6 separate regions of the Homo sapiens genome follow, and regions 2, 3, 4, 5 and 6 are each linked to region 1. The links are chromatin loops, found by intact Hi-C in ENCODE. Cell type or tissue: HCT116. All regions are shown on one strand. Region 1 overlaps EGFR (epidermal growth factor receptor). Region 2 has its middle 73 kb from the start of SEC61G-DT. Region 3 overlaps SEC61G-DT (SEC61G divergent transcript). Region 4 overlaps EGFR (epidermal growth factor receptor). Region 5 overlaps EGFR (epidermal growth factor receptor). Region 6 overlaps SEC61G-DT (SEC61G divergent transcript).

The links. Hi-C counts contacts between places; a loop is a spot of excess contacts. Peaks named below come from ENCODE experiments on the same cell type or tissue, not always from the same donor. Only the 100,000 strongest peaks of a DNase experiment are listed, where the experiment ranks them.
Region 2: it touches region 1 in a loop (6-fold over the local background); 8 of 110 quality-filtered maps call a loop at or near these places.
Region 3: a loop joins it to region 1, with 3 times the contacts of the local background. A loop is called at or near these places in 9 of 110 quality-filtered maps.
Region 4: a loop joins it to region 1, with 6 times the contacts of the local background. A loop is called at or near these places in 34 of 110 quality-filtered maps.
Region 5: it touches region 1 in a loop (6-fold over the local background); 29 of 110 quality-filtered maps call a loop at or near these places.
Region 6: it touches region 1 in a loop (4-fold over the local background); 9 of 110 quality-filtered maps call a loop at or near these places.

The regions. Positions count from the first base shown.
Region 1 is chr7:55,130,903-55,135,902 of GRCh38, forward strand. The region is part of intron 1 of EGFR (epidermal growth factor receptor); the gene reads left to right. Among named protein-coding and RNA genes, the nearest start is that of EGFR-AS1, 56 kb to the right of the region's middle. RefSeq lists enhancers at 1-11, 317-1,224, 1,738-2,937, 1,878-2,877. In HCT116, no CTCF peak of the experiment used is centred here; DNase peaks (open chromatin) are centred at 2,109, 2,585 and 3,059; H3K4me3 peaks cover 1,981 bases; H3K27ac peaks cover 3,918 bases.
Region 2 is chr7:54,829,717-54,834,716 of GRCh38, forward strand. No RefSeq gene overlaps it. Among named protein-coding and RNA genes, the nearest start is that of SEC61G-DT, 73 kb to the left of the region's middle. RefSeq lists an enhancer at 1,101-2,300 and a silencer at 4,601-4,792. In HCT116, no CTCF peak of the experiment used is centred here; DNase peaks (open chromatin) are centred at 1,485 and 2,265; H3K4me3 peaks cover 1,973 bases; H3K27ac peaks cover 3,345 bases.
Region 3 is chr7:54,771,376-54,776,375 of GRCh38, forward strand. The region is part of intron 1 of SEC61G-DT (SEC61G divergent transcript); the gene reads left to right. Among named protein-coding and RNA genes, the nearest start is that of SEC61G-DT, 15 kb to the left of the region's middle. RefSeq lists a silencer at 2,877-3,036. In HCT116, a CTCF peak has its summit at 2,935 (motif pointing right); DNase peaks (open chromatin) are centred at 2,596 and 2,976; H3K4me3 peaks cover 821 bases; H3K27ac peaks cover 625 bases.
Region 4 is chr7:55,071,188-55,076,187 of GRCh38, forward strand. The region is part of intron 1 of EGFR (epidermal growth factor receptor); the gene reads left to right. Among named protein-coding and RNA genes, the nearest start is that of EGFR, 55 kb to the left of the region's middle. RefSeq lists enhancers at 2,490-3,689, 3,202-3,371. In HCT116, no CTCF peak of the experiment used is centred here; a DNase peak (open chromatin) is centred at 2,964; H3K4me3 peaks cover 340 bases; H3K27ac peaks cover 1,661 bases.
Region 5 is chr7:55,062,578-55,067,577 of GRCh38, forward strand. The region is part of intron 1 of EGFR (epidermal growth factor receptor); the gene reads left to right. Among named protein-coding and RNA genes, the nearest start is that of EGFR, 46 kb to the left of the region's middle. RefSeq lists an enhancer at 4,335-4,911. In HCT116, no CTCF peak of the experiment used is centred here; DNase peaks (open chromatin) are centred at 2,704 and 3,254; H3K4me3 peaks cover 1,943 bases; H3K27ac peaks cover 3,132 bases.
Region 6 is chr7:54,786,152-54,791,151 of GRCh38, forward strand. All of the region lies in intron 2 of SEC61G-DT (SEC61G divergent transcript), which reads left to right. Among named protein-coding and RNA genes, the nearest start is that of SEC61G-DT, 29 kb to the left of the region's middle. RefSeq lists a silencer at 2,260-2,937. In HCT116, a CTCF peak has its summit at 2,610; a DNase peak (open chromatin) is centred at 2,670.

The DNA.
Region 1 (5,000 bases):
TCCCCGCTCCATGGTGAGGTCATCACAACATGTGAGCAGGAGGGCAGGCCGGCAACCTCTGAGTGCTTAGAGAAAGGGACGGGATTCCTCCTGTGCAACCCCTCTAGTCTCACTCAGACTCAAGTCTGACTAAGGGGCCAGGTGCTTTGACCAGGGACTCTCCCCTCTCACTTCCCTCCCAGGAGTCACAGGTACATGAGTCCTTGTTTTACAAATGAAGAAAACAGACCCAACATGATTAAGATGTTGCCTTCATAGGGGTGGCACCAGGATTCCAAACCATGGACTCCACTGAGCCCAGTGCCCACTGACATGTGCCAGTAACAGTGCAGCTGCCTGTGGTTCTGTCGACTAAACTGCCGGCAGAGGCTGGCTTTCCACCTTCTTTTTTTTTTTTTCACTCTTCAAACACTTTATGACATGAACATAAACTACTGGCTGCATCGTTCTGCTGACAACATGACATGTTTCTATAACTTGAAAAAAGCAAGCAGTGGACTGCTCATTGGTAAAATTGAGTCAGTAATCTTTTAGGAAGGTTATTTTTCTTCCTTTTACTGCTTCTCATCTGTTCCCCGCAGTAAAGAGGACAAGATGACGACGACTCAGGGAACACCTCCAGCCTGAAGCAGCACCATGCGAGCTTAGACCTTAGGGTCGGCTTAGAAACCACAGGCGGGGCGGCTTGGGCCCCTCGGACACTCCCTCTCGAAGCTGCTTCTCCCCAAGCTACCCCAAAGGCACTGAGCGCCCTCTGCCCCCCAGCAATTCAATTCACTGGCTGTCCTGCTCCTGTCAGTACTGAGAGTTGCATGTTTGACCCTCGGGGGAAAAGTCCAGAGGCCCTGGGGTGTCCAGCATGCTCTGAGGTCCCTGCTGCTGACCCCTTGCGCTGTCAGCATTCAGAGACATTCACACAGCACAGCCTCCCAGGCTAACAGCTGTCATGGAACAGTGGAGCAGCTAGACGTGGCCATTCTGTGGCCCAGTGCTGCAGAGGTCAAAGGGACAAGCGCAGGGAGCATCTTTGCTTTCAGAAAAAAAAAAAAAAAAAAGAAGCACACTGGTGCACTGACCTGCTCCTGGTGTCTTTGTGATTGCTCTTTTCTTTCGATTTTTGGTTGTCTTTTTTTTTTTGAAAGAGGGGCTTTTATGCTTTTTTCCTAATGTTCATGGGTAAACCAATGTAAATGTGTGTATGTTTATAGAGATGGCTTTAAATCGCAATTCTGCAGTAGAGATTGATTTTTTAAAAAACATGGGTAAAAATTGAAGAAAAATTTTAAAAGAACATTTAAACCATCTTGGGCTAGGGGTGGATATGCACCACCCCACGGAAGCCAAACAAAATCTCTCTGCAGATAAACATTTGCAAAAAGAATTTCCAATCCCAATTTTTGAGTCAGAGATCTTTTATTTCCTTGCAAATTACATATCTGTTTCAGGATTTTTGACTATAAGAAGAATGAATGAAGATGTGTTTCTTACAGATAACTATGAACAAACCAGGAAGGATAATAACTTGTATCCCCCAATTCGAATCCAGAGGATGGGAAGGCATAAAAAAAAGAAATGGAAGAAACTTTATTTTTAGTGGTAAATGGTGGGACTATGTATTTTACGTATGGTGAAGTCACCAAGCCCAACACTTGGCACTTGTAGGCAAGGTAGTCTTCTAATCTGAATGTGAAGTATTATGTTTTCATTTGCTTGGTAATGAGGAATATTGGTGCTTTCGTCCCAGTTCTCGAGCTGACTGACTTCTCTTTCTGACGTGTGTTCCTTTAGCACACCTCTACACTGCATGGCTCTGAGATGTCCTGTGACTGTTTCATGTGTAAAGTTGCCTCCCCAAAGGACTCACATATTCCTTCAGGGCAGTGAGTACTTCTGATTCATCCTTAGCAGCTACCTTCGCGCTACTTTACTAGATATGTTGTAGTTGAATTAATGAACAAAAGAACAAGCAACTTTGGTGCCTGGTGTGCATCTCAGAGCAGGGTGGAGTGAGCCTGGCCAAAGGGTCATCATGCAACCTCTGTGGCTGACTCCATCTGGCCACGGAGCTTCTCAGCCATGCTTGGTATTCACATGACTTCTAGGGCGACAGCTCAACCAGCAAATAAACAGCTTCATATGGGAAATATTACTCAGCCTTTGTCATCAAGGAGTGAGTCACGGGCCTGAACTGAATAGAAGATAGAGGAGAAAAGGTGTGTGGACTGGGTGAGACAGCGCCCAGCGAGGTGAACTCCCGGCAGCCCTGCCTGTCTTTACCTGCACATCACCTTGCTAGGGTGCCTTCGGTTGTGAGGGCCTGTCTAGGAAGAGAAGAGTTGCACCCTGGCAGGCAGCACTGAGCTGTCTCATGCAAAGCTGAGGAAGAAAGAGTGAGCTGCCCAGTGAGCCTGCTGGGGTGGTGGAGGCTGGGCTGGGCTGTGCAGTCTGCAGCCCCCAGCAGCCCTTGGCACCTTTCTACTGCCTGGTGCTCACCAGCTCTCCAGTAACAAAGAGGGACGTGAAGTCAGAGGGGAAGGGAGGTAGCACAGGGCAGTCTTGACTTTGAACAAAGAGCTGGCTTCCTGAAGTCAGCTGGCCGGGTTTTGAAGCCGATTTTCCAGCAGTGATCTTTGATGCCAACCCCATTTAGGAATTCTGTATCTCCCCCTACCTTCTACCAGATGTCTCTGAGCTCACCTTTGGTGATAATCATGCAATCTCCGTCATCCCCACGTCCACACTGCCCCATTCTGTCCCACCCCGGGTTCTGTGGTGCTGTCGGCTCCCCAGCGAGCCAGGAAGGGAGAGGCCAGCTCTGCTGGGGCTCCTGCCGCCCTGGCTCTGCACTGCCCTTCTCTGGCAGGTCTGAGGCGCCACTGGAGGAGCCACACGGCCCTGAAGCAGCAAGGCAGATGCCCTGGACACAGTGGAGGCACAGAGTGCAAGCACCGGCCTGGCCCACAGACTTTTGGAGGGGAAGTGGTATTATTCAGTTCAAAAGTATGCCTGTGTGTAAAGAGAGAGCCCCTGAACATGAGTAAGCAAAAGTCTCAGCGCAGAGATTAGACAAGTAGAATGCTGGCCCGAGAGGAGGCGTTTACTCACCCTCTGTCTAGGAAGGAAAGCCAGGCCCAGCACGCTCACTGCTATCTATCCTCTCACACAGAGGGATTTTGAATCGAAGCCAGCATCCTGTCCTTTCTCCAATGTCCCCTGCTCAGGAGTCAGGACTCAGCAAGGCCCACCCCAGCCACACACAGATACAGTTCCAGGACTCAGAACTCAGCGAGGCCCACCCCAGCCACATGCAGGTCCAGTTCCAGGATTCAGGACACAGTGAGGCCCACCCGAGCCACATCCAGGTCCAGTTCCAGGACTCAGGATTCAGTGAGGCCCACCCCAGCCACACACAGGTCCAGTTCCAGGACTCAGGACTCAGCGAGGCCCACCCCAGCCACATGCAGGTCCAGTTCCAGGATTCAGGACACAGTGAGGCCCACCCCAGCCATATCCAGGTTCAGTTCCAGGTAAATCATCTGCCTTCCTCCGTCCAAAAGCCTTGTTTCCTGTGTGTCCTTGTGTTTAAAATGGAAACGTTATGAGAAACTGCCTGCCAGGGCAAAGGGTGCTGCCCGGCACACAGTAGGGACTCAAAATGAAACTATTGTATTGAATACATAACAGATCAACGGGTATTGCTTTCTGAAATCTTTTTTAGCCCAATTTTGTTTCTTATAGTCCAATAACAGGTCAAATTCATTTCTGATTTACTAGCCATTCAGTTGCCCATAAAAAATGGAAAGTGATTTAAGATTATTAGTTTAAAAACCAATGAAGGTAAAACAGTTATCATTGAAGGCACATAGGCAGAAATAGATTGCAATAGTTGCTGCCATGTGAAGCCTCAGTGTCATGCTCCATATTTAGAGAGATCTATGATTTCTGAGGCCCTTTCATGTCCATGATCTCAGTACTGCTCACAACTGCCCTGTGAAATTCGCCGAGCTGGCCCCATGTCAATCAGAGTACACTGAGCACTGAGACCCAGCATGTTGAGATAACTGGCTAGAGATCATCCCATAATGGTACCATCACAATCTTCACACTGTAGAAGTTTGATGATGTCACTGGAAGCATATTCCACAGTCCCTTGTGAACTGGCCTTCCTGTGATCAGAAGCATCAGTGAACTCCCAAGAGGGTGGGAACTCCCAAGAGGTATTCTCACTCTACTTAGTGTATATTTTACAAATCACAAGCTTGGCTTTGGATTCTTTTAATGGCTAGAAGGAGAATCATGGGGTTGGAAGTCCACCAGTTTGGGTATTCTGTTCCCTAACTCAAAATAAAGAGATGTTATTTTCAAGTCTTCTGCTTGTTAACTTAATTAGAGATACATGAGTTTGCAGCTGTGCTGGGCATGCCGCAGCTTGGCATGTTTAGTCCAGAAGGCATATTATAATGTACATGGAAGATTGTCAGAAATTCAAAAGGACTTTTTGAGTATCACATGTGTATTTTCAAGTTCCAATATAGATTCACATTCAGTTTGACAGGTATCTTTGGATGCCTATCAGTTAAGAACTATTTATTAGTTGTGGAATAAAATAGGGTAAAATAAGGAACAACTGAGGAAAAAACATAAAATTTGCTTTGTGAATAAAAGTTGTCTTCAAAATTATGACTTTTTCCATCCCACAAAAGTTTTGATTAAACCCACAATGAAAATTTAAATAAGTGTATTTACTTTGGTTTAACCACTTATTTCATTATGACTCACAACTATAGGTTTTCTAGTTTCCATTATTACAAACTATTGTGTGGTTTAAATCAATTTCATAGACTAGTCTAGTTCTATAGTCACAATTTATAAAATTTTTTTATGTGGTAAATTGAGTGTCTTCATAGATGTACATGATTATTTCTCAATTTTTAAGGAATGTATTTTTTAAGATAGCCTTCTTTAGCCTTCTTTAACACTGATTTTTGTAAATTTTTTAC
Region 2 (5,000 bases), 300 kb before region 1:
GTTAATTTCCAAAATACTTAAGAAACATATTTGCTACAATATTTGCTAAAACTCAATAGCAAAAAAAAAAAAAAAAAAAAAAAAAAACAACCTGGTAGCACAATTTTTAAATGAGCTAAAGACCTGAATAGACATTTCTTCAAGAAAACATACAAATGGCCAACTTGTATATGAAAAGTTGCTCAGTGTCACTAATCACGAAGAAATTGCAAATCAAAACCACAATGTGAGATATCACCCTACTCCTGTTAAGATGTCTATTATCAAAAAAACAAAGACAACAAATGTCGGTGAGGATACAGAGAAATTGAATCCCTTGTACATAGTTGGTGGGCATGTAAAATTGTGCAGCCATAATGAAAAACAGTATTGAAGTGCCTCAAAAAATTAAAAATAGAGCTAACATATGATCCAACAGTTCAACTTCTGGGTATTTATTCAAAAGGATTGAAATAAGGATCTTGAAGAGAAATTAATACTCCCACGTTCATTGCAGCATTATTAACAATAGTCAAGATGTAGAAACAACCTAAATATTCATTGGAAGGTAAACGAATCAAGAAAGTTTGGTGTATACATTCAGTGGAATACTATTCAGCCTTAGAAAAGAAGGACATTCCGCAACATGTGAAAACATGGATGAACTTTGAGGACATTATGCTAAGTCAGTCACAGAAAGGTAAATACTGCATGATTTCACTTACATAAGGAATCTAAAACTGTCAATTTCATAAAAGCAGAGAGTAGAATGGTGTTTGCTAGGGGCTGGAGGGAGAGGAGAAGGGGAAGTTACAGTCCAATGGATATAAAATTGCAGTTTTGTGAAATCAATAAGTTATAGAGATCTGATGTACAGCGTCATGCCTACAGTTAACAATACTGTATTGTACACTTGAAATCTGTTAAGAAGGTAAATCTCATGTTAAGTGTTCTTATCACAAATGAAAAATAAAGGGGAATGAGGAAGACCTTTTCAAAAGTCTGGAATGAGGATAAAATGAGACTATGAATGGGAAAATACTGTGTAAACTGTAAAACTTTACACAAATGTTAATTCATAAAGCAGCCAGGACCATCTTTTTAAATCTAATAATCAGGTTGTCTCATTCGTAAGCTTAAAACTCTTCAAACATAATATTTTGCAATAATAAAAGGCTCTCTCTAGCCTCATCTGTCTTTCATCACCACACACACACATGCATGCACACACATGCATGCACACACACACGTACACATACATGCACACGGGTATTTCAGCAGTTTAGCCTCCCTTCCATTCTTGTAATATTTCAAGTCCCTTCTATCCCCGAGTCTTTCTTATCCTTCAGCTCTTAGATCAAACACAACCTCTACAGAGACCTTTCCAGACCATCCTATCTGAATAACCTTCTCCCACCCCTTGCCTACTCATTCATCATCTTGTTTATTACTACCTAATGCCACACTTTGAAATCATCTTGCTCAATTTTTTTTGTTTGTTTTCTTATTCATCATCGCTCCTGGCTCCGTGGGTTCAGGGTGTGGCCTGTCTCTCTTCTGTCCCCAGTATCAGAGCAGAATCTGGTACATGGTAGACACTCAGTACCTGCGTGTAAAAATTGAATGAGGATGTTAAGTGTTCCCACCACAAAAATGACAACTATGTGAGATAATGCAAGCTAGATTTAGCCATTCCACAATGTATATATACAGTAGTCCCTACTTATCCATTCCAAGAGGATACATTCCAAGACCCTCAGTAAATGCCTGAAACCATGCATAGTACCAAACCCTACATATACTTGCGAAAGGAAAACCAAAACTTAGGAACCTAATTTCACTCTGCTAAAAGAAAATATTAAGCTGAAAGCTGAGTCATGCAAGAAGCTGCTTTTCCTTTTATTCCCAAGCAGAGTAGTACAGATAAAAGGTTAAACATCTCCACAGGTAGCTACTGTACCCTCACCTTATCTTAAGTGAAGCGCCGATTTACTGAGAGCTAGAAGAACACATAATAGGCTATTCCCCTACCTGCTCCTTTTCTCTTGCAACACATGGATTCAGTCATGTAACCACAACTTCCCTCTTTCCCCTTTAAATACCAAAGCCCTCAGAATCGTCTTTGGAGCAAGGCACAGACCTCCCTTGCGGGCATTTCCTTAACCTTGGCAAAATTAACTTCTGAATTGATGGAGACCTTTCTCAGATACTTTTTGGTTTACACACTATACTTGGCAGTCAGTCTGATCACCAAGACAGCTAAGTGACTAATGGGCAGGTAGTGTATAACAGCCCAGGTACGCCGGACAAAGGGATGATTCACATCCTGGGTGTGATGGACGGGACAGTATGATATTTCATCACACTACTGAGAATGGCACACAATTTAAAACTGATTCTTAATTTCTGGAATTTTCCATCTAACACTTTTGGACCATGGTTGACCACAAGTAACTGAGACCGCAGAAAGGAAACTGCAGATAAGGGAAGACTACTGTACTTCAGAACATCATGTTGTTCATAATAAATACAAACAATTTTTCTGTCAACTAAAAAATAAATAAAAATAAAATGTTTACTACCATAAAAAGAAAATGTGATATACACATATAATGGAATATTATTCAGCCTTTACACGGAAGGAAATTCTAACACATTTCTGCAACATGGGTAAACCTTGAAGACATTAGGCTGAATTAAGTGCACCATTTGATTCAATACATATTCTTTTAAAAAATCTATTCCACGTCCTCTAAAATATACCATACAACTTTCAAACACTGAAAAAATACACAAAAAATATAAAGTAGAAAAGGTGTTAGGAGTTATCTTAGTGAGTATTTTTACAAAACAGTAGTTAAAAGATTATAGCAGATGGAAATAAAGTAAACAAAATAGCATTAAAGCATTTAAACATCATTAAAAAGATTAAATCATTGTTGGTTTTAAAATACACCTATCCTCTTTCTCTTTTCATAATATGTACCTCAAAAATACAATAAAATACTAGTAGAAATTATCTCTAGAAGTTGATATCACAGAAATTATTTTTGCCTTGAGTTTTTTGCGATGATAATGTATTACTCTTAAAATCAGAGAAGCTGTAATGCCATTTCAAACAAAGTAGAAAAGCCTCCCCATTCCCTGCCCCACCACTTCCCTCTTGCAATGCGGTTTTTCAATAGAAGCGCAGAGTAGAGGAAGGTGATCCTAAGGATTCTCCTCCTAAGAGGGCCAGGACTGCACCTCGCTGGCCTGGGGTTCACACAGGACTGGTCCTGGAGCCCTGCCTGCTCCATCTGGGGGAGGAAGCCCAGGACTGGGCTGCAGGTTTGTGAATAGGGGCACCGAGGCGTGCAGCGACGCTGAGTGACTCTTCCATAATGCAGGGCTGAGTGGGCAGCAGGCCAGACGTGGGTCAGGGAGCGTTCATCCCGAACCGTGTCCAGCCCTGGCCTCGCCGGCCCAAGTCGCCCGCCCTGTGCAGCCAGGGGACGGCGACGAGGCTGAAGTGCCGCTTGTTTCCGAGCCTGGATGAGTAATGACGCGTTTCTTTTCCAGAAGCAACGTAAATCTGGCTTGAGGCTGGCACAACACAGCAGGAGCAGTGCAGGCTGGTGGCCAGGCGCCCGGCCCTGCGGCTGCCGAATCTTCGCGAAGCCTGCATCCGAGGCGCGCACTGGTTCCAGGCCCTGCGGCCATGCGAGGGAAGCCGCAGCGGTGGCCGCAGCGGTGGCGGCTCCTAGAGCGGTGCGGGCTGGTGCTGGCGGCAGGTGGGATGGAGGGGGGTGGGCTCTTCATGTCTCTCAACCCCTGATTAGAATCCGTGTCGATTTCTGGACACGCGGGCCGAGAGGAGCTGAGATCCGGCCGGCATTTCTCAGCCATGAGTTCTTTTTTGTTTGTTTGTCTTTGTTTGTGTTTGTTTTGAGACGGAGTCTTGCTCTGTCCCCAGGCTGGAGTGCAATGGCGCGATCTCGGCTCAGTGCAACCTTCGCCTCCCGGGTTCAAGCGATTCTCCTGCCTCAGCCTCCTGAGTAGCTGGGATTACAGGCGCCTGCCACCACGCCCAGCTAATTTTTGTATTTTTAGTTGAGATGGGGTTTCGCTATGTTGGCCAGGCTGGTCTCGAACTCCTGACCTCGTGATCCGCCTGCCTCGGCCTCCCAAAGTGCTGGGACTACAGGCATGAGTAACCGCGCTTGGCAACCATGGGTTCAAAGCAGGCGCAGGGAAGCTTCCGGAGGGTGCCTGGACGGCAGCTAAATGGTTGGGGCCTGGCTCCTGGCTGACCCTGTCTCATCCCGGGTGGCCGGCTCCCACCCGTTTCTACAGGGCCGGCCTCCTGCCCTAGGATTCTGACTCTGCAGGCTTCCTAGCCCAGGATTCCTTTTTTTTTTTTTTTTTTTTTTTGAGACAGAGTCTCACTCTGTCGCCCAGGCTGGAGCGCAGTGGTGCGATCTCGGCTCACCGGTTTCACCGTGTTAACCAGGATGGTCTTGGTCTCCCGACCTCGTGATCCGCCCACCTCGGCCTCCCAAAGTGCTGGGATTACAGGCTTGAACCGCCGCGCCCGGCCCCGAGCCCACGATTCTAACACGCAGTGGAGGCTGAGAGCCTTGGCTGGGGCGCCCTAGCGTCAAGCTCACCATGTGGCCTTTGCGGCACGTCTGCTTCTCTCTGCCTGGACCGCTCGGGTTTGAAGGCCCAGGGCGGGCCCCAGACGTCTCAGGGGCCATAGAGGCGCTGCTTCCGGAACTGCTGGAAGAGGATGACCAACTGCTGCTGCCAGGTCGAAGCGTCCTTGCGGAGGGACCCTACCAGGAAGGACAGGGAGCCACAGCCCTAGTCCCCTCGGCTCTCCTCCCGCCTCCCAGTGCCTGGTCCAGTGTCCCAGTGGCGGAAGCGAACAGGGACCAATCCGCAAAGGAGAAATTGAGTTGGCAGTGACATTGCCGGAAAATCACTACTGCGGAGTGCGGAGAGGTGGTTTGGGGCTGATAGGCAATGGTTTAATTGCA
Region 3 (5,000 bases), 360 kb before region 1:
AAAAGCAATAGTAATTGTAATAAAACATAACCTCTCTCAGAATATAAAAAGAACCCTTTCCAACTCAATTTTTGAAGCCAGCATCATGCTGATACCAAAACCAGACAAATACAGAAAACTTTACACCAATATTCTTCATGAATCTAGATGCAAAAATCTTTAACAAGATATTAACAAATAGAATCCATCTATGTATAAAAAGGACAATATATTACAATCAGGTGGAACATTTCTTAGAAGTGCCAGGTTGTCTTAATATTTGAAAAACCAAGGCAACTCCTCACATTAATAGGAGGGGAAAATGTTTTTTTCTCCCTTAGGACTAGAAGAAAAAGTGCACTTGACAAAATTTAGCCACATTTATTACAAAAACTTTCATCAAAGCAGGAATAAAAAGAAACTCTCAAGCTTATAGAGGGCACTTTTAAAAATGTGCAGCTAACATCATACCTAATGGCAAAAGACTGAACTTATTTTCTCTAAGAACAGGAGCTAAGAACAGGAACAGAGCTGATGCTGGTACAATTATATATCTGTATGGAAAAAAAAAAAAACTTTAGTATTTCCAACATATGATACACAAAAGTTAACATGAAAAAGATCATGGATGAAAATGCAAAAAGTAAAACTATAAAACTTCTAGGAAAAATGTAGGAGAAAATTTTTGTGATCTCAATGTAGGCAAACATTTTTGAGGTAATAAATCTATAATTTTTTTTTTTTTTTTTTGAGACGGAGTCTCACTCAGTCACCCAGGCTGAAGTGCAGTGGCGCGATCTCGGCTCACTGCAAGCTCCACCTCTCGGGTTCACCCCATTCTCCTGCCTCAGCCTCCCAGGGAGCTGGGACTACAGGCGCCCGCTACCACGCACGGCTAACTTTTTGTATTTTTTTTAGTAGAGACAGGGTTTCACCGTGCTAGCCAGGATGGTCTCAATCTCCTGACCTCATGATCCGCCCGCTTCAGCCTCCCAAAGTGCTGGGATTATAGGCGTGAGCCACTGCGCCCGGCCCACAAATCTGTAACTTTAAAAAATGATAAATTAGACTATCAAAATTTAAAATGTTTGCTCCCCAAAGGATACTATTAATAATATAAAAAGGCAGGTCACAAACTAGGAAAAAAATAACGATATATATATGTGACAAGATACTTTTATAGAGCATCATATATAAAGAAATCTTATGATTCAATAATTAGAAGATAAATAACCCAATTTTATAAAGTGAGAGAAGCAAATGAATTAAACAGACTTTAACCAAAGAATATATACAAATAGCCAATAGCCACATGCAAAGATGCTCAGCATTATTAGTTAGCAGGAAAATGCAAATTAAACTCATCATGAGTCACCTCCACACACCCATTAGAATCAATGTTCAAAAGGATGATCATACCAGATATTGACAAGGACATGGCTCAGCCAGAGCTCTCACTGATTGCCGTGGGAATAGAAAATGGTGTAACTGGCCAGGCGCGGTGGCTCACACCTGTAATCCCAGCACTTTCGGAGGCCGAGGCAGGTGGATCACTTGAGGTCAGGAGTTCAAGATGAGCCTGGCTAACATGATGAAACCCTGTCTCTACCAAAAATACAAAAATTAGCCAGGTGTGGTGGCAGTCACCTGCAATCCCAGCTACTCGGAAGGCTGAGGCAGGAGAATTGCTTGAACCTGGGAGGTGGAGGTTGCAGTGAGGTGAGATCGTGCCACTGCACTCCAGCCTGGGCAACAGAGCAAGACTCCGTCTCAAAAAAAAAAAAAAGAAAAAAAGAAAAAAGAAAATGGTATAACTATTCTAGGAAATACTTTGGCTGTTTTTTTATAGTTAAATATCTACTTACTCTACCAGTAATTTGCTTCTAGGTATTTACCAAGAGAAATGAGAACATTTGTACACATTTGTTACACACATTTGCTCATAGCAATCTTAATAGTCAAAAACTGGAAGCAAGCCAGGTGCCCATCAACAGGAGACTGGGTCAATAAATTGGGGTATATTCATACAAGAGAATAGTACTGAGAAGGAAAAATGAATAAGATACTGTTAGATTTAACAAAATGAATAGATCTCAAAAGTGTTATGTTAAATGGAAAAAGCAAGTATTTACACAGACACAAAAGAGTACATGCTATATAATTCCTTTTAGATGAAATTCTTAAAAGTCAGAACGGACATAAAGCAGATCAGTGGTTGCCTGGACAAGAGCTGGGGTGAGCTTGCCTGTAAATAGGTACAAGGGTACTTTGGGAGGTGATGGAAATCTACATGTTGTGTTGAGGTTGACTGGGTGTATACATTCGCCAAAACCCCTTGAACTGATATAAAGGTGCAGTTTATTGAATATAAACTACACCTCCATGCAGTTTTTTAAGAAGAGTTTATGTGTATTTTCTCCTGTTTGAGCTTTGAAAGAACATTCCAAAGCTCCTAAATGCTTTGGAATCCCAAAGCTCCAAAAATGTTTTCTATTAGAAAACATTTAGAAGTGCTCAAAGTAGCAAAAGATTTGCCTAGTTTTATCGGAAGTATGGAGAAAAGACACAAGATGGCGGTGTTACTCAGAGAAAGCAAAAGTGTATGGCGTCTTTCTCAATAAAGTCTCATTTCACCTGGCAGTTCTTCACGTCATTGACACGATTGTCCTCAGTACTTTCTTCTCCAGGTGCTTATGGGAGTCTTCTCTAATATACTTAATTACTGTCTACACTCAATAACTACGTCACGGATCCTTTAAACATCTCAAGAGCTTTTGTTTTTCTGTTGTTGTTGCAAATAAAAGTGAAAAATGTAAATAGTTTGCAATCCAGTAATCTATTTCGTTATTAGGGAGACTCATGTCTACTGCGGTTTGTTACTCCATAATGGAAGCCCCTGAGAAGTCGCCTTACCTCTGGGAAGAGCGCTTTGCTTCCCAGAGAATCTGATTCGCATTTCAGGCAGTCAGCCACTGGAGGGCAGTGCAGAAGCGTGAATGCCCTCACCTGCTCGGAGGCGGGAAACCCTGCAGCAACTGCGTCTTCTAAGGGAGCCTAGGACCAGGTTATTAGCAGAGGGGAAAAGAAAATGAATCCATTCTGGAAACCATCCGTTTGATTCAGAATGTTTTGTGTAAGACAGTATTTCTTGGGCCAGGCACAGTGGCTCACGCCTGTAATCCCAGCACTTTGGGAGGCCCAGGCGAGCAGATCACTTGAGGTGAGGAGTTCAAGACCAGCCTTGCCAACGTGGTGAAACCCCTTCTCTACTAAAAATACAAAAATTAGCTGGGTGTGGTGGCATGTGCCTGTAATCCCAGCTACCCAGGAAGCTGAGGTAAGAGAATCGCTGGAACCCGGGAGGTGGAGGCTGCAGTGAGCCGAGATCATGCCACTGCACTCCAGCCTGGGCGACAGAGCAAGACTGTCTTTAAAAAAAAAAAAAAAAAAAAATTATTTCTTGGTAATTACAAAGTTGTGTCCATCAGACGAACTCTAGAACTCTACAGATAACTGTGGACTCTAGCCTCCATGTACAGAGCAGCTAAGTGCAGACTGGAGAGAGGGCAGGCAGGGGCCGGCCGAGGGCGGGGTCCTACAGGAGGAGGAGGTGCCGGTGAACCTCCCATTTCCACGACTTGTACTCTTGGGGCAGCCCCTGGTCTGTGCCACGTGGATGGTGAAAGCTCACATGGAGAACATCCCACTGCCTTGAAGAACCAGAGGACAAAGTTTAGGACAACCGCAGTCACTGGCTGGGGGGCGGTGTGGGGCAGGGATCGGGGACTGACAAACAGAAGAGCCGGGAGACAGGGAACCTCAGACCATGAGTAAAGGCTAACTTCCTAGCTGGGCCATGCATGGACCTGACAAGCTTCCCTCGCTAAGGCCCAACCCTGCAGCCCTGATGGCCCTGCTGCCCCACCCAGGTTCCACGCACTGTGGGGAGATAAGCGGAAGCTGGAAGAGGGAAACCCTGGGCTTACAGCCTGGTTCTGCTCCCAACCACTACTGCTAATGTCTTGAGCTTGTTACCAAAGCTCCCTGAGCTTTAGTTTGTTTTCCAGAGAAAAGATGAAACCAGACCTCTCTCCTAGGGCTGCTTTTGAGGACTACCAGGGATAATGTGTGCAAAGCGCCTGACACAGAGGGCTTCACTCTGTCATTAATTTGCTTCCCACCTCTTGTTTGTGGTTTCCCTGGAATCTTGTGACTAACTCCTGTTGCAGGAAGTCAGGGACCCCAAACGGAGGGACCGGCTGAAGCCATGGCAGAAGAACGTGGATTGTGAAGATTTCATGGACACTTATCACTTCCCCAGTCAATACCCTTGTGCTTGCCTATGCCTGTCTTTACTTTAATCTCTTAATCCTGTCAGCCAAGGAGGATGTATTTCGCTTCAGGACCATGTGATAATTGCGTTAACTGCACAAATTGTACAGCATGTGTGTTTGAGCAATATGAAATCTGAGCACCTTGAAAAAAGAGCAGGATAACAGCAATTGTTCAGGGAATAAGAGAGATAACCTTAAACTCTTGACCGCCGGTGAGCTGGGCAGAACAGAACCATATTTCTCTTCTTCCAAAAGCAAATGGGAGAAATATCTCTGAATTCTTTTTCTCAGCATGGAACGTCCCTGAGAAAGAGAATGTGCGCCTGGAGGTATAGGCTTATAAACAGCCCCCCCGCCAGGTGCACCTGTCTCTTATGGTCGAGGCTGCAGAGATGAAATATACTCCAGTCTCCCATAGTGCTCCCAGGCTTATTAGGAAGAGGAAATTCCCACCTAATAAATTTTGATCAGACCAGTTGATCACAAAACCCTGTCTCCTGATAAGATGTTATCAATGACAATGGTGCCTGAAACTTCATTAGCAATTTTAATTTCGCCTGGGTGCTGTGGTCCTGTGATCTCGCCCTGCCTCCACTTGCCCTGTGATATTCTATTACCCTGTTAAGTCCGTGATGTCTGTCACCCATACCTATTCACACACTCCCTCCCCTTTTGAAAATCCCTAAT
Region 4 (5,000 bases), 60 kb before region 1:
GTTCAAGAGCTGGAAGGCTTCTGCCCCCATTCCCATTCCATTAATTGCGTGAGGTAGAGAACTCATAGAAGATAGGAACACATATGCTGATTTCCAAAATTGCCTTTGTATATTTTCACGTGAAGACTTTAGGGGCAAAAGAAAAGAAGCAAGCATTTTGAATATGTGTTTCAATTTGCCTTCTGTTATATAAAATTGTATTTTGCCTATTCTTTTTTCATTATTCGGAACCTTCAAGAAATAAATTAAGTTCTCTCAAAAATGTGTTTTTTGAAAAGAGGACTAAAACAGATGGCCTGGCTGTGTTAAACACAGGGACCAGACCAGCACCCACCTCTCCACCTGCCCTGCCTTCACTGGCAGAATTGTGATCCATCATGTTCTCTGTTCAATGTCATCATCCCTTTCAGAGCATGGGTCTCTTCCTTTCTAGGCAGTCTTACCAGGATGCATGGGTGTGCCTGCGTAGGCACACGCACAGCTCCCAAGGACTCTAAAAAAAGATATTTTTCTGCTTATATACTAATAATATGTTAGAGATTTATGTTTCAAATTAGTACAGAATCACATGGTTCTCTCCAAATTATATTTGAGAGAGAAAGAATAGAACAAAATTTATTTTACAAAAATACTCAGTACATTTAGGGCATATACAAAGATGTTCCAGAATGTAGCTTATCTCTTTAAAGACAATTAACACAGTTTCTGGGCAAGGCAAGGCAAAATATTCAGTAACTTAGCAACACCAACAGAAGACAGCCAATATTGCAGCACATTTTTCTCTTGGATTGGGTCAGAGAGTACTGCAGAGAAAATGGAGTAGAGAGACCTGAAATACTTTCGCACACACTGTGGTCAGTGCAGCGTCCACTGTGTGCCACAGTAATACTAGAAACTCCCTGGTTAGGCCTTGGAATCCAGCTCTCATTTCGTATGTGACCTGCAGGGAAGTAAGTTAAATGCACACGTTTTATCAAGTTCAAATGCAAACTTAATTTTAAATGTATGCAACATCAGTTTAAGCGTTGTAGCTATTACTAGCAATTGTACCTATTACTAGTCTGTACTCTGCACAACTTTGGAGTATACTGCCTACTCAAGGTGGATTTTAGAGCTCTATTTGTGGCATTATATCACGGACAAAAGCACGTTCATCAGAGTCAGAGGAATGTGGTGCAAATCCCAGCTGTCCCACTTACCAGCTGTGGGACTTGAGTAAGCTCCTGAAGCAGCTGCACCTGCATTTTCTGGTGGGCACCATGGAGCTGTCAGCAGTGCTTTCCTCAGAGGGCTGCGGGCTGGATGAGGTTTGCTGGTGCATGTGAAGTGTCAATCATTGCTCTCATGAGTGGTGATGCTGATGCCGTTCCCTTTTTTAGGGAAGTGATTTTCCCTTACAAAGTTACCAACAGTTTCATGTTGGCCCATTTTTCTATTAATTGTTTCCACTAATAGGACCAACAGTGGTAGTCCCATCATTTTATTACTGCTTGTCGTAGCACAAGCAGTTGCTTCATTGTGTTTAGATAAATATTGACGGCTGCTTTTAACAGTCTGCTGTTTTGTCTCCTTTTGAGGTCCTTAAAGTAATCCTTAAAAAGATAGTGCAGATGGAAAGATGTCTGGAGTCAGTGAACCTGCCTTCTTTCCTGTGTGCTTGTCAGTTTCTAAAATGCCATACACAAAGGACTTTCATGATTTCTTTTTAGGTACATGATTACAGTTCAATTCACTTCACTGTCTGGAAAATTTCCTTATAATCAGGATGAAATTTCTCATGTTAGCCTTTCACATTTCACTACTTTTAGATAAGGAATTCTCAGGCTTTGCTATATCTGACTGCTCTTGGAGGCTGAGCTTTTGGCTAACTACCTGACTACTTTGTCGTTTCTCTTCCCTTGGAATGAAGCAAATATCTAACTTCTCACTCATTGTTTCTGCTATTTTACCATTTAGTCATCTGTGATTTTTCTAAATACTGAAAGACTTCCCTCAATTCAAACTATGTGCCGGATCAAGGAAAGGGCAGTTGGATATTGCAGACAGCATAGTGCAATTGTGAAGAGTGTCTGCTTACCAGCCACGCTGCCTTGCACAAGTTATCAAGCCTCTCAACCCACTTCCTCAATCTGTAAAATAGGTATGAGTGTAGGACCTTCCCAGGGGATTTTTTTGTGACTATAGAATGATTCTCAGAAGACTTTCAGGCAGTATGTGGGTGAGGCACATGCTGGAAAGGCTTCTGCAGGTGCAGTGATCAATGCTTTTCTCAGTGTGTACATCCCATAATACAGACACGTTACCAGAAACTCCCTAGCCAGGACTTTGATTGCAGCTCACATTTTGTATATGGCCCATAGGGAAATGAAGTGTGTATTTTTTATAAAGTTCAAGTGTTAACTTAATTTGGAATTTACTATCAAATCTCAGTTGTTATGGGCATTTATAGCTATTAATACTTCGTCCCATGTGTCCCATGAGGAAACCAAGGAACAGAAATTAAAGTTCTTTCTGGAGTCCCCTGAATCTCGTTCCTGTTCTTTTGCACCCTGTTAATTACATAGAGACATTCACAGCTCTTCTGACCTTATCAGCGTTAAGGAAAACAGAAAACCAGCGTGCTATTTGTTCTGTCCCTTAGTCAAGCCTTCTCAACATATATTTTTCTTCCAAGATTTTGCATGTGCACAGGGATGCCTATCCTCTACAAGAAACACATTTTAGGCAAATTATAATTAAAATGCTGTTTACATCTCTTCACCTTTAGAATTTAAAGAATGATCATTTCTTAGATTGCATCTCAGACACACCCTTCCCCTAGTCTGGAGAGGGCGAGGCCCATGGGTACTGCAAACAGCCTGACGTTGTCAGGGGCGGTCTCAACGGCTCATTCACCACATCTGCCTCGCGAAGGCTAAGCCATGTGCTGTTACCCCTGCTGCGCTCTGGCTCATTCTAAGGTACACGCTATTAACCTTGTGAGAAAACAAAGAGGCCAGCCCCACCCTTCCTGCTCACTCTGAGTCACGGTGAAAATGTTTCAGGATCTCGGGTTCGACCATGAGTCCTGTCCAGGTCCAGGAGGAAATTCGGAAGGACCACATGTTCACTCTGAGATCCCACTTTCATTTCCCTCCTGGTTGAGCAGCATTAATACTCTGGCTAGATTTAAATTCTGGCTTTCTCCAGTTAGAACTGAAAGTTATGACAATGTAATCAAAATAGAATGTGGGTTTACAGCTGGCCCCCTGGCCTGGTTTGTGAACATAAAACAGAAACAGAAAGTGTAAGTGGTGACATCATATTCTCTCATTCAATGTGAAAGGCCACCGAAGTCTTTCCAGAATTATTTTTGAGAATAATATGAATTTTTAAAAAATACCTAATTATTTTAAATATCGTCTTGCTTGCTCCCCAAATACCTACTGTTTTCAACTTGGATATACGACATGATTAAAGAATATCTAATATTTGGGAATGCATACTTTAACCTTATAAACTACCACTGTAAATAGACAGACTCATTAAAGTGAAAGGACATTTTAAATCAATTAGTAAGCAAATCAATTAGGTGGCAAAGACAAGATTATTTTTCCTTATGGTAGTTGAAGAATAATGCTTAACCTGTCATTCTAATTACCAAGCACGGTGTTCTCTTTGGAAGATCATTTCAACAAAACATTATTTTCATCCAGAATTTGAACCTTGAGATTGCATGGTATTTTAGAAATCTATTTTAGAAATCTTTGGCAAAGGTTACTATTAAAACAATCACATTCATGGAAAATCAGTATAAGAGCAACTAAAATAACTCACAATACCAGTAAAATCACTTTGTCATCTTCTTAAGACTTTTAAAGAGCATTTGTAAGTAACTGAATAGAAGGCCAAAGGGTGTGTAGGTAGCCCAGACCATCAGTGGGCAGCCAGGGCCAGGGCAGGGGCCACGGTTGCAGCCTGCATTCTTCTAAAGGGCAGAGCAAATTAAAGTTGAAGCAGGAGCTAAAAAAAAAAAAAAAAATGTTTCAAAGAATTCCACCAACCAGAGGATACTACCTAGGACAGTTTGGGCCTAACTTATCTGTGAAGGCCTCCAGCTTCCTCCACACCGGTGGCCACTTTTCATTCACTCTGAACCCTTCTTTGTATGGAGGTCATTTTATTAATTGAGCTGTGACCAACATGACAGAATTTCCTGTTTTAGGGCTTTTATAATATAGATAGTTTATATCTAATTTCAGAATATATTCACTGGGGAATGGACTTAGCAACCACTACCACAACAATGCAACAATGTGTTTTGGAACAAATTTACCAATCTGAATTTCCCCCTAGATTAGGTCACAGGAACATTGCAGCTGATGTACAGCTATGTTCCTCCTGAAACTTGGAGACACATCCTCTTGAGCTGGGTTATAATGGGCCACCCAAAGCTCGAGTTCCTGTAATGGATACACTCAGGCAGCAGAACCTACCACCGTAGTGAGGACAGCACCCAGAGCCCTCAGAGGCCATCACAAGTGCACCACAGCTGCCTTCTCTGGCACGCTCAGAGCTACACAGTGTACTCTGGGATTGGAACTCTTTATTTTTTTTTCAGTTGATTTGTAAATAAGATTGCACAAAAATCCATGCACATCAACTCTCCAAATCAGAATTTGCTGAGCTAAAAAGAGCATTAAATTAGATGGGCTGGCTTTCAAGGGGTGGGGGTGCAATAGTGGAACTCTGCACAACAGTTCTTTACAAAGAGACAAGCAAGCACATCGCGTGGAAATTTCCATTCAACTGGAAATGTCCAAGCCTGTTTACCTCAATTAATTGTCCTTGTTCACTTGTCCAGCCTAGCAATTGTCCATTAGTAATTTGTTATAAATGAGACATTTGGTATTAAAGCATCTCTTTGGGATACTGGTATGGTTTATTATAACATTCTGTTAGTAGTGTTGTACAAGCTTGAGATGTATTAATACGAAATCCAAGCTGCATGAGGGCTTTAT
Region 5 (5,000 bases), 68 kb before region 1:
TCCATGGTGCTTGCTTCCATTATATTTGTGCCATTTGGATCATAACTGATAAGCAACCAAAGAGTCCCATATTACTGCACGTTCCCATCGCTATTTTATGTGAAGGTGGTCCTGGGGGCTGTTCTGAATTCTCAGTTTCCTTTTTTCCCCTCCCCAGTTCTTTGAAAATATCAGAAACGGACTTGTGGCATCTTTGAAAAGCTACTTAAAATGTGCTGCTGTGCTCTGAACTTGAAAATGTGCTTTTAATACAAAGTTTGTGCAGCCCTTGCTGCTCATACGAGATGAATCTTACCATGTGGTGGATGCCCGTCTCATGCCAGGCACTGTGCTCTAAGCCCATTGGTTTATTTCAGTGCTTGAAATTGGCTTTCGAGAGAGGCACCACGGTTCCCTTTTTACAGGAGAGGAAACACCAGAGGATCAGAGATGGAGAGTCTTTCTCCACAAACTCACAGACCCCAAAGGCAAGCTCAGGGTTGTCAGCTTCCAAAGTCTGCCTGCTCCAGGACCTCATGTTGCATCTCCATTCTCTTCACTGAGGGTCAAATGGAAAGAACACATGGGGGTCAAGTTTCAGAAAATAAGAGAAATGAAGAAATATGTGCCCGGAAGCAAGAACGACCGACCTCATTAAACTGGCTCCCTTCACCTCCTCTCACATCTTTTTCTGCCTTTTGGCCAAGTTTTCTCTCCCCCGCATTTCCTCCTTGATCTCGTTTGAATCCTCTTCCCTGGTGAAGTCATTTAGGTTCAGGCTCTTATTTTACTTTGGTCCATAATTTAGATCGAACCACATGTGCTGATGTGATTGAAACGATGTGGAATTCTCTGGACAGAGATAGAATTATGGAGGGGTTAGTGTGTGTGTTTAAGATTAAAAGACCAGGTGTATGGGAGGAAATATAATGAACAAAAAATAGTATTTTAAATGAATACTAAACTTGCACTCATGGAAAAAGTTCTCTTCCCATGAGGTTCTCGCAAAGCATTTTACCATCAGCACACGCAGTTTTTCTCAGTTTTCTGAGATGGGGCCATCTTGAATCCAACAGACAACACACAGCATCAGCCAGACTAACACAAAGGACGTCATGGGCATGGACGTAAATACTGGTGTCAACACTAGGTCTGCACCTCGAGAGGAGTGGAGCAAAAGGATGGAGTGGCAGATGAAGGTATGCTGTTCAGAAAGGAGGCAGAAATGAAAGGAAGACCATCAGTGCGCTCCACAGCTTGAGGACCGTCCTGGAGGGCAAATGCCAGCTGCTCACTTCTGAAAAGAAAAATTCCAGTGAAATGAGTACAGTCATTCTTAGGATTACTCACTTGATACTGTGTATGTCTCTTCTTGGCTTCTCATCTCCACACAAAACCCTCAGGTGGTAAAAATCTAATTAAAAAAATTATATAAAGTCTTGTAGATTTATTAGCCTGAACATAATAGATTTTTTTTAAGCACGTTAAGTCTTCCATGGACTAAAAGAAAACTTGTAAACCTAAGAGAACCTCTATTTTTGATATACAAAATAATACATTTCCTTAAACTATGATCTTGATACTAGAATTTTAATTAAAAAATACCTGCAGTTTATATGCAAAGTTATAGATTAATGCTTAAAAATAGGTTGTATGTAGTATCCACAGGTCATGTTTGACTGTCAAATAGATGTAATTTTAATTCATAATAATTGTGTCGTGTTCTTCCCCACTAGAAGCCAATTATGCAAGCTTCACCATTCACACATGGAAAATAATTTAATGGAGTACTCATTGCAATTTCACTTATCCAGAATTGGCTGTTGTTCTCAGAGCAGCTTGTGTTGCCTTGTTAAGGAGAATATGTTAGTATCCAGACATCCAGAAAGGATCCTTTACTGTTTCAGAGTCCATTTTCCCCACTTTTGAAATACACACACAAACACCCATTCATGCAAACCAAACAGAGATTGTAAAGTGATTCCACTGACATTTATGCACTTCTTTTTTCTCTTTGGTTCTTCAAACTCTCAGTCAGTGCGCATTTACTCTTAATTTAGATACGGTTTAAACCTAATTAGAAACCAGAAGCTCTTGTATTTCCACAAAGGATTATGACAGCCCCAAGAAAAGATAGTGAAACCATTATATAACAAGATAAAGGCTTCTTAACAATACAAGGATGGATTTTCTCATTGATCTTAGCCTTCTGAATTTTAGAAATTGCCATTTCAAAGTCTAAAACAAAGGAAAATCAGGGAATAAAAGAATGGTAAGTAGACACAAACCTACTGGCTCCATCATTTCTGTTTTAGCAAATAACCTGCCACATATACCAATAGCCCAAGAGATGGGCATGTCCCTGCATTTCCTGGTCAAGGTGACAACACTGCGTCCTCCTGGAAGAGGTCTGCCACTCACCATACCACAAACCAAATATAATAAAATCAGAAGGCACACTATAGTGAATTTTTTAGAGGCATGTATTGAAAAGCATCTCAAAAAGCATTCTCGAAGCTTCCAGAAGTCAACTCAAGTTATCTGAAAAGTGACACTTTTGATGATTGCTCGCTTAATACTGGGAGAGCCAGATGAAGATTCCTCCCCACTTCCTCAGATGTGCAACTCTGGAATTTCTTAGTGTTACTGGAGATTCCTGCTGCATTCTGGGCCTTTAATGCATAAACACTGAGATGTTCTAAGGAAATTACTCCCTAGGGAGGAGAGGGGTGGACGAGGAGTAAGCTTTGCTGGTGACTCATGCGCTGTGTGGAAACTCCCTGCACAAGTGAGCTGCGCAGGGTGAGTCTAAAGGGTTAATGCACTTTCAAAAGCCTCTAATTTGTTATTCCAGAAGAGTAATTTACTCACTAGAAGTATCTGGGTGGCTACTAACACATTTGTGTCTTTAAAAAGATCAGTTTTATTTTAAGATTAAAAATATAAAGCAAGAGCTGGAAAGTCACTAAAAACTGACAGCCAGTTTCCCATTTTCAAGAGTATTTATTAAAAGGTTCTGGTTGCAGAAGGAATAAGAAATGGCTTGAGATCATGACACAGTGAATCATGTTGTAAACATGTTAGCTATGGCTGTGAATTCAACCAGCGATGAGTTCAAGCGTCCCCAGAAGGTGTTGGGGGAATTAGGGACATGGCTGTGTTTCCCCAGAGAAAAGTGGCCATTTTACTTTCCCTCTTCACTAACATGCTTTTGACATGCATGGCAGAGCTGAAGGCAAGGGGAAGGGGACAACATAGTAAGTGACTAAGTGGCTTTTTTTTTTTTTTTTTTGCCAAGTGAAGCTGAGTCATATGGCCTCTGTCATTCCAAAACTATTCTCTACGGCTGCATTCCTTTCGCTCTTGCCTTCCTTTAGAACCCTGGAGAAGGCCTCCTGAAGCCTGGCCCTATTATGTATCCTGACAAAGATAAACTTTTCCAAAAAGCTGCATGTTGTTTCTAGCACAGTTTTTCCTCGCAGTGACTACGTGATGAAAGTACCATGCAGAGGAGGTGTCTGACTGAGGCGTTCGTGGTGTGTGACAGAGTCCCCTGCACAGGACAGCCGCACTCCCCTCTTGCGTCCTTTCCTCCCATGTTTGCAAAGCCTCTTTCCCTGTCAGCAGGGGGTGTTCTGGCAGTTGACATTTCTGAAAACTACAGCCTACATTTTTAAAAAATCCAGTAAGTGAAAACTAAAAAATTAATACCGTGGTCATAATAGTGTGGCATTTGATAACTAATGAGGCACTGTCGTGCCAGCTATTATTTTCAGACATTTACAGTCCTTTTTTAAATACAAAGAAATATTTGGTGTGAAATGTTCCCCGGGAGCTGGTGCAAGCAGAGGCGACAGGGCAAGGGAGCTTGGGTTGTAGCCTCGAATTCCTCCGGCCAGGGCTACCGTCAGCCTGCGGCACACAAGTAAATCAAATATAAAACCAAAATTTCTGTAAGCAAATCAGTTTCTAACTCACTGTAACGAATTATCTTTCGCACATCACAGAGGCATCTCTTTTCACTGTCGAGTTTGGTTTGCTTGGTTACAAAAAGGGCAGTTCAAAAGCTTTGGTTGCTATTGTGAAAGTCAGCTGAATTCCTTCCACCGTGCTGGGGTGGGGTGGGGTTCACGCAGGTTCTCTTTTGTCACCAGGGGTGCTGTGGATTCACAAGTAAGCAAGAGGCTCCTCAGGTCAAGCCTCTGGCTGCTCCCTGAGGTCAGCTGCCTAGCTTCTCCTCCTCTGAGATAGACGGGAACAAAGTCTTTGATGTGTGCATTTCTCAAGCTTGACAATGATACAGCTACATAAAAACCCATGATTTCATATAGATATTCCAAAACGTAAAAGTAAACCATGCATCCACAGAGACATGGAATTACAGAACTGGATGCTGAGCTGGTCACTTGGGAGGCAGGCGTCCTTGCCATTGGTTTATGCCTCAGCCCCACCATGCAGTGGCTGGCCAGGTGACCTAGGCCAGTCCTGCATCCTCGGCTCCTCACCTGCCTGGTGGGACAGTGACATCTCTCCTGCAGCACTGCTGTCAGGGTGAGGGAGGTAGGGCGCAGTTTCAGAAAACCATTGGGCTGCACCTGCGTGAGCACAGCTGCAGGAGCAAAAGTCAGAAAGGTCAGCAAAGGATTTCAGGAGCAAAGGTCAGAAGAAACCCTCAAGGTGGTTGTGTCTGCAGGAAAGTGCTGTCGTCTCCTGCAATGCTTTCAAGACTATTCAGAAGCACAGTGTGAAGGGAGAGCCGGAGCCCATGGGGAAATGACTCCAGAGTGTTCCACGTGTTGGAAGGCATCTGTTGGAAAACGGACATTCAAGCAAATAGTTGCCTGCATAGACAACGCAGAATGACTGGGAAAGCCCCAACAAGTTACCTACTGGTAAATGAGGTGAGAAGCTTAAAGTGAGAACCCCATTGCTGCCTCTTTTTCACTTTAAAAACATTTAAGTTTTGAATTATGGTAAAATACACGTAAGATTTACTACTGTAACCATTTTTAAGTGTACGG
Region 6 (5,000 bases), 340 kb before region 1:
TACACTGTCCCAGCACGGACCCACGGCAGAAGAGGGCCCTCATGCACTCTGCACCCCTGTCAGACTTCTGTGAAATTAATGGCTCAGATAGCAAAGAAACCCAGTTCAGCCACCAAACTACTTAAAAGGCAGTTACAATCAAGGCATAAGATGTGATAATTTGATACACATATTCATTGTGTAATAATTTTCACATTAACACATCCATGTCCCCCAGTAGTTATCGTGTGTGTGTGTGTGTGTGTGTGTGTGTGGTTAGGACATGGGCAGTCTGTCAGATTCAAAACCAAGAACAACACTTCTCCAGCATTCCTTCCTCCAGTCCCCATTCTCTGCACCCTAGAGCAAACCCGCCTCCTGTGAGTAACACAAATTAACTCTAGTGTTAGTTAGAGAATTCAGTGTTTAGGAAATGGCCTTTGAGCCTCGGACTCAGTCTAGACGTTTTTCAGCCTGTGCCTCATCTGGATACCTTGTCGTCCTGGTTTCAGTGAGACCTGGAGCCGGCTCCGCTTTCTTTCCTGCCCATGCCGTCTGCTTCATGCTCCCATACTTTTCTTATAAAACAATATTTTAAACTCTTAAATAAAATTGTAGGAAAAAAGTCATCCATAAACCTAACTCACAAAGTAATTACCTTACATTTTAGTCTATTATTTTCATGTCTGTAACCATATAAATAATTATAGCCATAGCCTTAAATTTTTCTCTCAAATATTTTATTGTTACATAATATAATTTCATATTTTTAAATTACTATTTTAATAGCTAAATATGCCATTTAGCTACTATGTCCTAATTTCCTTAACCATTTCCTTATTGTTAGATACTTTATTTTTTTTATTATTTTACAGTTACAGATCACGTTACAATCAATACTTCAATGGACTTCACTTTTTTTCCTTTCCACTGTTTTCTTAGAATAAATCCTTAGGAGTTAGAATACTGGTCTGAGTCGTATAAATATTTTTATAGCCTTTTAACTTTCCATGAGGGCTATATTTGTTTATACCACTTGCCTTATTTCATGTCTGCATTCTATTTGTATGTCTTACCCAATCTTCTTCTGTAATTTTTATATTATCCTTTCTTTTACTTAGAAAAATTGTATATTTTTATGTAATTGCATCTGTTATTTTTCTCTTCTATCTTATATTGCCTTAATTCTTAGAATGTTATCAACACTTTAAAGTTCTGCCTTTTTGCTGGCCCATCTATAATTTCCTTAATATCTTGTTCTTTGATATATTTGGGAATTTTGAATATAGTTGTATATTTATTTTTTTCCACAACACTGTATCATTAACCCAATATCATTTATGATGTTTTGCTGTTTTACAAGGTTATAGTAATCCTACACTAATCTAGGTCAATTTCTGGGCTCTCTACGCATTTGCATTCATATGTTTTTATATTTTTCATTCATATTTCTTTGTTTTCAACATGATGCTACAGTATGTTTTGATATCAGGTACAGATACTTATTCCTTGTTATTATTTTTCTAAAAACATTCTTCTGTTATACTCTGACAATCTTCACTTCCATGCTATTTGAGTAGTCTGTGCTCTTGGCCACACCCTAAGCTAAGCCAGCACCGTGATTATCCCACCTCTGAAATAATAAACTTAAATCCCACTAAACCACGTACTCATTCTCTTCACCTTCTCCACTCTTTTATTCCAAGTCACCCTGCACTTTGCACCATTGGGATCTATTACCCCAGCTCCTCACTTCACTCCTTATCACCCCGGCGGAGCAAAATGATCAATTATTTTAGGATAATTCCATCAGCATTTCACGTTTCACAATTTCTTGTCTATCCACCAAAGTTACGTCGCCCATTTCCAACTCTGGAGGCCCCTGTCTGTCCAGGCTCAGTTTCTCCCCTCAGCTGCCCGCTGCAGCCTCACAGAAATCAAGGGCCCCTGTCACATTACAGTAGTTTCTCTGGTTGCGCATGCAGGATTTGCGTCAGGGTGGTAGAAGATTGGAATTGGCAAATCCAAATATGCTGCATTCTCCAATCTACGATGTTGTTATAGTGAGTGTTAAAAATTCTGGAACAGATTTTTTGTTGTTGTTGTTGTTGTTGTTGTTTTCTTTTATTATTATACTTTAAGTTTTAGGGTACATGTGCACATTGTGCAGGTTAGTTACATATGTATACATGTGCCATGCTGGTGCGCTGCACCAACTCGTCATCTAGCATTAGGTATATCTCCCAATGCTATCCCTCCCCCCTCCCCCCACCCCACATCTGGAACATATTTTAAAACGTGTCAGTCACCAACTAGGAGACTAAAGAGTTACCCTAGGAACACTGCATGGCATGTAAGAGCAAATTTCCTTTTTTACCAGTAACATTCATTTAAATAGGAAATAGGAAACTATAGAAGGAAATATGTGTGTGTGTGCGCGCATATGCGTGTGTGTGTGGGTGGGTGGGTGGAAGGGGTAAAACGGAAACACAGGGACAGAGACAGAAACAGTTGAGAATTCCTGCCTCAAAAAACCCGATCTGCTGGAGTTTGTATACATTGTCTTTTCCAAGCTTGAAAAAAGTTCTCCACAGAAGTAATGACCCTGGACTTGCAGAAGAGAGCGCTAAAGCTCAGAAAGTAAAGTCAGCTCTCAAGAAGACTTCGCTAGTAACTAGCGAAGTAGGATCCCACCCAGATCTGCGTTCTCCACCTGCTGTCACATGATGCAGTGAGTCAAACAGTACTGTCACTGCATACCTCATTACGATGCCACGCTGACTGTCTCAGCTCCACGACAGTGGTTATTGGCCATTTTGTTCAATGACACCTAGCAATGCCTGCTTCCTACCAGTTACTTAACAATAGTTGTTGAATAAATTGCTCCGTTCACTTATATTCATGGCATATGGATGAATAAAGAGCATGCTCACCAAATATTTGGCTAGCAAGTACTCATGTATGTACAAAAGAACAGCCATGTGTCGGGCAACAGAATCAGGGTCAGAAACTCTCCTGTCGGGGCAGCGAGCAATGTGGTGGGACAGGGGCTGCCTCAAAGCCTCCTTTTGGGTTCAAAACCCACAGGAAAATGCAGCAGAAGAGTTTAGGAAGAGTACTTTCTATTTTGTTTGGAGGTTGGTTTTTTTGGTTTCTGGCTATTTTTAAAAATTAACACCTTGCATTGGTGTGGTACCTTTGTTACAACCAACAAACCAACGTTAGTACATTACTATTAGCTAACATCTGTAATTTAAATTAGGGTTTACCCTTTTGTTATATAGTTGGATAATTTGTATTGTAGAGTTTAATGAGTTTTCACATATGCCAGTATCACTCATCCATTATCATAGCATCATACAGAATATTTTCACTGACCTAACAATCCCCTGTGCTTAACCTATGTATGCTCCTCCCTGTAGCTCTCAACACCTGGAAACCACTGATCTTTTTACCATTTTTATAGTTTTTTTTTTTTCAGTGTGCTGTACATTAAGAATCATATAGTATGGAGTCTTTTCAGACTGATTTCTTTTACTTAGGCATATGCATTTAAGGTTCCTCCATGTCTTTGTGGTTTGAGAGCTCTTTTTTTTTAAACCAGTGGATAGTATTCTGTTGTCTGGATATACTGCAGTTTGCTTATTCATTCAAGTATTAAATGTTATTTTGGTTGCTCTCAATTTTTAAGTTATGAATTCAGTTTCTAGTTAGCAGAGAACACATGAGCGTCAGTCTCTGGTACTATGCTGTTTCTAGAGCTCTACAGATGTGAGCCTACCACATGCTACAGCAGGAGAGACGTCTGCACATAGTAGGCCTGCTCTTCTCTGCAGTCTTCAGACTGGCTTTCTGATGCTTTTCATGATTATTTATTGAGGAATATAGTGTTAAATTCTAAGCCCAAATATTTTCTGATAGACTGTCACATTCGGGAAAAAAATGCAACAAAGACAGTTGAAGGACTCAAAATCCTCTCCTTTGAGGAAACACGGAAGAAGAGAGAATTCAGAGATGCTGCCAACCATCTGCAGCCACCTTAATGGCAGTCACCGGAAAGAGGGCCAGCCTCGCTCTGCAGGACCATGGGGGATAGAAGTAGGAGCAATGGGTGAAAGGAACCTTGGAGCCGTTCCAGGTTTTGAGAGGACGTTGAGGATTCCCATGCATTTTGTTGCAGACATTTCCCCATCTCAATCATCAAAGAGCAGGGGAGAGTTGCCATCTGACCATCGAGTCTCAAAATATTGCAGCCCTGGTAAGTTCGTACATATATACCCACAGGAACTTGATTCAGAAACGTGTCAATCAAAAACATTTCTGAGACAATCTTGAAATTGAGTCCAGTAACCCACACAGCCCAATTCTGTTATCTCAGATGTCATCAGACGCCCTTGAAGGTGATTGAGGTTGCTTTTGTAAAGTTGGAGTTTAGAACCCTTAAGTGAGCACATCAGCTCTCGCATGGGGTATGGTGGCACCTGGAGAAGGCAGGCATTGCTTTCCTCTGGTGCTCGTGAGTTTTCATATTCAACACATTTTGTCTTCTCTCTACCTGAGTTCAGAATTCTTCCTGCAGTTCTCACCTGAAACCACAGCCATGGGTGGCCCCACAGTGCTTTTCACTGAGTGACATGAGGACCCTGTAGGTCTTCTTCCCTCTGGAGCTGAGGCATCTGGTGTACCCCCTGTTTCAAGCAGTTCTTGCCCCACGGAGGGAGACCCTCTTCTGGGGACTTAGTGCCACACAGACACCCGGCCAGGGCCCAGCGCGTACAGCAGCTCCAGGAAGAATGCTGGCTGTTTTCAGGAACTAAGCTGGTTGGGTCCTTAATTTCATGCCTGAATCTCCTTTCATTTTCTGAGAGCCAAGTTATGTGGTATTTTCCTTGATTGAAATTCTTAAAATCATCTTGGTCCAGTGCCTACCACCCACCCTCTGCCTGTTGTTTCTCAGTATTTCTATAGAAACAGACATCCAGGTGTTAAAATCCTACAGTCCTAGAAATGGCTGTTCTCAC